Linked DNA regions of Mus musculus: all the other regions are linked to region 1. A link is a loop called in an ENCODE intact Hi-C map of the cell type or tissue named here. Cell type or tissue: heart. All regions are shown on one strand.

Region 1 (2,500 bases):
TCTTTACTCCCATTAAAGACCTAAAGTTTTAGTCTAACCATACTGGGGAAATCTTTTAGGAAGAGGACCAGCTATCTGCTCCCCTCATCCTCGGTACTTTGTGTATAGGGTATAGATTCTGTAGGATCCAGGCAGTCACCATCTTCTAGTACCCTATCTCCCCAACTAAGAGAAGGAAAGGACCATCGCCTTACTAGAAGCATTTGTATGTAAATTCTCTGGAGTCTGGAAAGATAGCTAGCCCATTGGCCCCTAAACTAAGTAGCCAAAGCTGGCCATGCTTGCTGAACCATGTGCCTGCTCTTCACAGACTTCCTGAATCTTTTCTCTCCATATTCTTTAAGCTTGCTATGGTCATTGTTCTCATCTGAAGGAAAGCTCCTCACAGTTTCTCCAGACCTGCTCACTAGAGTTCTGTGCAGACACCTCCCAGGGTGTAAGTGAACAGACACAGGGCTTCTGTACTATGATGTCATGATATCCTTTGCTAGTTTCTTCTAGGGCTTTGGCTGATGGCTCCTTGACTTTGGGGTATAGAATAAACAAAGGAAGCTTTTTGGGTCTTTGTTTTTCTTTTCTCAGTTCTGGGTATTCAGTTCAGGACCTCACGTGCGCTAGGCGAGCATTCTACCATTAAGCTATATCCCCATCGGTAAAGTGGCTATTTTTTATTTTGAACATGTTAGGTACTTTGGGGGCCAGGATATTCTCCAGATAGTCGAGATAGGGTTTCTCTATTAGCCCTGACTAACCCGGAACTCACTCTGTAGACCAGGCTGGCCTCAAACTCTCTGCCCTTCAAGTGTTGGGATTAAAGGCATGTACCGCCAACCATCTCCCGGATACATTTTTCTTTTTAAAGGCTTAATCAGAAAATAATTAGGAGCCTGGTCACAGGTTAGAGAGCCATTCAAGTTGGACAGGAATCCAGGTTAACCAGATTCTCTTTGCTCCTAAGCCCAGTGGCCAGCCTCTGGGGAGGGACCTTAGCCCTTTCCAGCTCAAGCTCGCCTTTATTAGGTAGTTCTTCTGCGTGGTGAGAGAGTCAGCTCTCTCCATATAGAGTATAGCCCTCCGTTATCATCCCCTCCCCCACCCCACCCCCGACCAAATGGTCACACTTCCCAGAGCAGCCGCCAAGGTTTACACAGGGTGAGCCTGCCCTGCAGAGAGGACAAGCTGTGTGGAGATGTGTGCATTTGACTTGTCCTCGTGTGGATTGTCATTCCTGTATTGCCAACAACATGCTGAAGCATTGGAGCCGTCCCTAGAGAACAGAGTGTGAGAATTCCGTGCCTGCCCTCTGGTGTTTATAGGCACTGGGAGGAGAGGAGGAGAGGAGAGGCTGGGAGGCACTGGGAGGAGAGGCTGTCCAGAACCAGAGATTTGAGATAGCACAGGCCCTCTGAACTGCCTGGTATTCTGACATCCAATGAGTCCTTTACCTGTATCCATCTCCACGTTGTTCAGAAAACCCCCAACTCAGGACACTTGCCACCTGGTTGCCAGCCCATGGCAGCACAACAAATCTGTGAGCAGGCGACCCATGTCCCCCAGGGAGAGCAGACAGGGAGCAGAGTATCAGAAGAGTAAATTTCCAAACCATCTACGATCCCCCGGCCATTCTAAAGCAAAGGACGTAAGTGCTAACTCAGGCCCTTGCCAGCGCTAATGAGAAAAACCAGAGAACACAGGAGTCTCATTTTTAAAATCCCAAAATTTTAGTCTTATCACCAATGCAACATAATACAGTAAGTACGTTAATTCTAATCTCCCTGGGCTCCCCCCGAATCCTTTTCAGCTAAGGCTGGCAAGAATGAGCCGCCCACTTGCTGCAGGCAGGAGCCAAGTCTGATTTGGATTCTGTCCCTCGCCTAGGCTGCAAATAGGGACTATCTAGTTCAAGTGGACATGGCTTTGCCCCCTTGGCTACCGTTGCAGTTATTCAGTCCCACAAACAATGAGTAGAAACCTACTGTGTGCAAGGCACCGTCTTAGACGCTAGAAAATGTCAGAGTCCAACCGAGTTCATCTCTCAGTGTGAGCCAGTAAGCCGAGGAGGGCATAGTGATTTATAGGCCAAGCCTGCCAGCCGACCTTGTCCCCAGCAAAGACTCATTTCTACAAGCCTCTCTTCCAAACGATTATTCGCTGTTTGTGCTGCTTGGGGCTTGGCATGCTTCTGCAATTCCTTTGACCAAAGAGAAAACGGGAACCTTGAAGTAAGTACTTATCTCAAAGAGAGAAAGCTGGTGGAGGCAGAGCCGTGCCTCTGGTTGGGGAGCCTGCCTGGCCACCGTCAGTGCTGTACTGTAATGAAAATATTTCTTCAGTCAAAGCTTTACTCTGAAGAAACCCTTCCTCACTCAGGTTTTTTTTTTTCCTCCCTCCTCCTCACCTCTCTGAGGCAAGTAAAGGAAAGCCTTGCCAGGCCAAGGAGGTGGTTGTCAGTGTGGTGTGAGGGCGCAGCAGACCCCGCCCAAACTGGAGTGCTCAGCGT
Region 2 (2,500 bases), 89 kb after region 1:
TGGTTCTGATGAGAGCAAACAAAGCCTGGTCCCCAGCTCAAGAAACCCACATCCAGGAATCCAGAGGAATGAGTGTTCCAAGCCCAGGGATTGGTCTTTCAAAGCGTCCAATCTGGGTTCTCAGCTCTCACCCAGTAGCCAAAGTTGAGAAGCCTGACCTCTCAGCCTTCAGTCCCACTTGCCCTCCCCAAAGGAGGTGCTTTGCAGGAGCAATCAGACAGTCCAGCACCGCCAAGGCTCACTAATGCTTTCCAGCTGCCATATTTGTTTCAGGTGAGCCCCCCCCCCAACCCTACCCCAAGATGAGCCATGTCCCAGGCAAGCCTAGGTCTCTGCACACTCTCTACTGCCTTCTGGGAGCTTGGCAAGGGCAAGAAACTGATGAAGGGCTGCCAGCTGTGGTTTCATGGAGCACTCGGGAGAAAGAGCAAGGAAGGGAAGAGGTGGGTGAGAGAGGAGATAAAAGAGGAAGAAAGAAGGGTGGGGAGAGGAGAGAGAAGAAATGGTGAGGAAAAGAAAGGAGGGAAAATCGAGAGAGAAGAGGAGAGTGTCTTAGGGTTTTACTGCTGTGAACAGACACCATGACCAAGTCAACTCAAGGACAACATTTAATTGAGGCTGGTTTACAGGTTTAGAGGTTCAGTCCCATTATCATCAAGGCAAGAACATGGCAGCATCCAGACAGCTATGGCACTGGAGGAGCTGAGAGTTCTACATCTTCATCTGAAGGCTGCTAGTAGAAGACTGACTTCCAGGCAGCTAGGATGAGGGCCTTAAAGCCCACACCCATAGTGACATGCCTACTCCAACAGAGCCACACCCTCTAATAGTGCCACTCCCTGAGTGGCAAATACAAAGCATCACAGAGAGAGAAAATGAAATAAAGAGGTAGAGTAGTGGGGAAGGAAAGGAGGGGAGGGGAGGATGAAGAGAGGTGAGGGAGAGGAGCATTCAGCTCCACTGTGAAGGAGACAGACTCCTCCAGGCAGGAAATGGACGCCCTGAAAATGTGATGCTGAGCCCCCAATAGCAAATGGAAGCATCACATTTTTAAATGAACAGCAGGATCTGCCAGTGGTGCCTCTCTTGCATGCTGGTGTAGGGCAGCCCTGGATGGAGTAAGGAAGGGAGAGAGCCTTGCATCCTGGAGCTGCCCCAACTTGCTTCTGTCTAACACTCTCAGCAAGCCTGGAATGATCCTCCTCTGGAGTAGCCACAGCATCCCCCCCCCCCCAAGGCTAGGAGTTTGGCAGAGAGCCTACCAAGGGTGAAAGCCAGAGTCAGATGTCACATGCTGAGGTGCATGGGGAGTCTTGTGTGTGAACATGTGCAGACATCTGTGGTCGCAGGCATGTTGGAAGTCATTCCTGCTGCATGAGGGTGGTGTGAGAATGTGTCAAGGAACACAGTGATGTTCAAAAGAATCTGGTCCAGAAGGCACGTGTACATCAGCAGCCTGCAGTGAGTCCTCGGCTGTTCTAGGGATCGATGGGATACAACCTTCAGAGTCTCACCAGGTTGTGTGGGAATTGACTGTAATTCTCAGTGTGCCTATGAGGAAACAGACTCAGGCATTACATCTTCGCCTGAGCAGTTATGTAATGAAAGAATAGGGAAAGCCCCCTCATTACTGTGCCCTGCTTTTGTGATTCCCCCAAAAAAGCACTGTGCATCCTTGCCCAGAGGGGCACACCATCTCTAGTTCTTCTGTCCACACCCTTATTCCTGACAACCCGTCTCAACACCTGCCAGACAGGGACCAATCATAGCCCTGGGCCTCCTTGGACTTCTTTGTTTGCTTGGCTGATTCTCTGCCCTTTGGACACTCTGGAAAAGAAAGCCCTCATCCAACCTTTACCATAAAGGATGGGCACTTGGTAAATTGAATAGGAGGGAGCATGGTGAACCCTAACTCAGGACTCTGGACAGCGGCCATATGCTCTCAGACACAACCCTCCAGCCCCCAACTCCAACACCAGGATTCATCTTCTCAGCTTTGATCAGTGTGCATCGCCCCTGCCTTCATGACCAGCTGGAGGCTGCCTCCTCAGTCCCCCACTTGGCAAGCTCCTAGGCCTGTTTACTGAGCACCAAACATGAAGCTGGCCATCTGCACAGGGGAGTAGCTGCCATCAGAGCTTCAGCACACAGCACCCACTGGGCTCTGGGTGTGGTGTTGGTTCTTCTGCACACATTAATTCACAGTCATGCAAGGGGGGGACTTGAAATAGCACATCTTAGGGGTGAGGCAAGGACGGCACACAGCAGTAGTTCACCCCAGTCCTCTCCACTTATAAATGGCAACAGCCCTTGGGCTTGGACCAGCAGCCTCATTCCAGAGCCCAGTTCTTAACTGCCACCCCAACTGAGAGAATAAGCCATGCCCTCGGGAGCTCATGGCCTAATATGTAACATAGCGTCATGAGGAGGTAGAAAAGGTTGGCCATGGCTAGTGTACAGGGAATGTAGCCAGCACCCCTGTTCTCGGCCTTTGGTGATG
Region 3 (2,500 bases), 56 kb after region 1:
GACCCTAAGCACCAGAGATGAGAAACAGGAAGAACAATCTCTGGGGCTTAGGTTCTAGCTACCTTCACCTACCTGGCAAGATCCAGGCCAATGAGGCCTTCTGTCTCCAAAACCAAGGTAGGTGTTGCTTGAGGAAGACTACCTGAGGTAGCTTTCTGACGTGCACATACATGCTTACACATATATGTGCCCCTGCATGCATTCATGTGCACTTGTGTGCACACATGCACATCCAATATACACCCCAACACATATGCACACAACAATACACACACACACACACACACACACACACCAACATATACACACTACCATCACCAAAAAGGTTATTCCCAACCTTTGAAACAATTAAGCCTGGTACCAGAGTCCACAAAGAATATGACCATGACAGGAATATACATGTCCCAAAGATACCAAGCAGGTCCACAAGCAAAGCTCAGGAAGGAGGGAATAACTGGGCTTAGTCGGCCTAGTGGGCAAGCAGCTGCTGTGGGAGAGGAGCCCGGAAAGGTCAGGGCGGTCCTCCCAAGCGCGTGCTCGGCAACATGGCAGATGAGTCGGGCGTAAGGAGAGAGATGGCAGGAAGCAGAATCCTGAAAGATTCTTGGAGCCTGGTGGTGAGAGCTGCAGCTCACTGCTAACCAGGAGATTTATGTGACAAGATTATCGATGGTATTAAGCACATTTAGAAGAGAGGATTAGACCTACTTCTGGGTCACTTCGATGCCACCAAGCCCCGGTCTGGCCAGTGTGTTAACAGATGGATTGCCGGCTGCAAGCTGCTGGCTGCATGAGGTGAAGCTAAGCATGTGCACAGACACAGGAAGGGAGCGGCTCAAAGGAGTTCAAGGCCGGGGTAGGAGGAGCTAGCTAAGTTCAAACCCCAGGGAAGGAGCTAGCCTTGTTCTCGGGTCTCTGCCTCTTCCACTCCTCCCTTTCTTCTCCCCAGCTCCTCACTCCTAACCCCACCCCTGCCTGTCTGCCTGCCCAGATTTTTGACTTAGTGAACTCCCGAGCCAAGGGGAGGGGCCCATATGTAAGAGAGAGCAAAGTGCTGGGGGGGAGGGGCGGCATTTGGGAGGCTTCAAGGGGCGACAGGAAGGAGACAATGCCAAGCCACCAGCCACCCTCCCAGAAATGAACTTCTAAGCAATCGCAGCCTCTACTCGGGAGGCAGAGTGGCTTTGCCATGGGAAAGAGTTTAAAATTAGACCAAGCAGAGCTCGAGAGGATACGCTGCTGAGAGCCCTGCCTGGTGGCCTTCGGAGGCAAGGACTGACATGTAAGCCCCACAGGCTCCTTCAACCTTTGGGCCAGCTAAGAGACAGAACTTTGTGGGACAGGATGGGGACAACTGACCTTTCTAGGGACACCCCCCCCCAACAACACAGGCTTGGGGATTACTGGGAGAAGTCATAAAGTGACTGTTAGGGAGAACTTTCACGGACAGAGACCTCAGGAAACCTTGGGTTTATTTTCAGTTGTGCTAAACTACACGTAAAATAACATTTTACCATCTGAAAGTATGTAATTCAGCATGTTTAGAACTTTCACAGGCCTAGGCGACCATTACTGCTGTCTAGTTCCAAACAGTCTTTATCCCCTCCTCCAAAAAGGAAATTCTATCCCCAGAGTGCAGCTGTTCCCCAACTCCTACCTCATTAGAAGGGTTGTTGCTGTCAAAAAGCATTAGTCAGCTTAGGGGACAGCTCAGTGGAAAAAGTGGTTACCCCACATGCACGAGTACCTGAGTTTGACCCCCAGAACTTATATGGTAATGCCTGAACTATCAGTAACTGAGACCAGAGACTCTTGGGGCTACCACGAAACCTCTCCAAAGACTGACTTCAAGCTCTACATGCATGCTTGCCACACACACACACACACACACACACACACACACTCACATGCACGGCGCGCGCACACACAACTCACTGATCATGGGTTGACCTCAGAAAATAGTCACTTAGCCAATGTGATGAGGAGGAATAGAATCCTGTGCTTGGGGCATCTGCTCCTCTCAGTGCCCGAATCCACGTGAGCAGAAGGAACATCTCTCCCTCAGCATACACATTTAAGGGAGAGTGTGTACTCTACTTAAAGTACTAGTAATAGTAGCAAAATGACAGTTATGAAATACCAACAAAATGATTTTATGGTTGGGGGTCACCACACCATGAGGAGCTGTATTAAAGGGCTGCAGCATTAGGAAGTTTGGGAATCACTGACATAGAGGCTTCTGTTCTTTTGAAGGGAGGGGTTTAAGCAGGGAGCCTCCCTTCCGCAGAACTAGCAAGGTTCTCCAAGCTGTCAGCTGTGTGCCCTTGCAAACTGCCATGATATGGCAGAGACTAGAATGGCTGTTGAGAGCTACATTTAGTCTAAACTCCACTGTGCATGTACCATAGGTACCACACTGTCTCTTTCCTCCCTGTGACCCCAGCCCCTGCAACAATGAGCCTCAGCCACATCCACCGGACAGAAAGACACCAGACAACTA

The links. Hi-C counts contacts between places; a loop is a spot of excess contacts. Peaks named below come from ENCODE experiments on the same cell type or tissue, not always from the same donor. Only the 100,000 strongest peaks of a DNase experiment are listed, where the experiment ranks them.
Region 2: it touches region 1 in a loop (5-fold over the local background); 7 of 42 quality-filtered maps call a loop at or near these places.
Region 3: a loop joins it to region 1, with 2.1 times the contacts of the local background. A loop is called at or near these places in 4 of 42 quality-filtered maps.

Annotation. Positions count from the first base shown.
Region 1 is chr12:5,246,488-5,248,987 of GRCm38, reverse strand. All of the region lies in intron 2 of Klhl29 (kelch-like 29), which reads left to right. Among named protein-coding and RNA genes, the nearest start is that of Gm51980, 35 kb to the left of the region's middle. In heart, a CTCF peak has its summit at 1,304 (motif pointing left); DNase peaks (open chromatin) are centred at 1,257 and 1,857; H3K4me3 peaks cover 270 bases; H3K27ac peaks cover 1,351 bases.
Region 2 is chr12:5,157,063-5,159,562 of GRCm38, reverse strand. The region is part of intron 3 of Klhl29 (kelch-like 29); the gene reads left to right. Among named protein-coding and RNA genes, the nearest start is that of Gm51980, 120 kb to the left of the region's middle. In heart, no CTCF peak of the experiment used is centred here; DNase peaks (open chromatin) are centred at 1,282, 2,032 and 2,202.
Region 3 is chr12:5,190,557-5,193,056 of GRCm38, reverse strand. All of the region lies in intron 3 of Klhl29 (kelch-like 29), which reads left to right. Among named protein-coding and RNA genes, the nearest start is that of Gm51980, 91 kb to the left of the region's middle. In heart, a CTCF peak has its summit at 1,269; a DNase peak (open chromatin) is centred at 996; H3K4me3 peaks cover 708 bases; H3K27ac peaks cover 2,016 bases.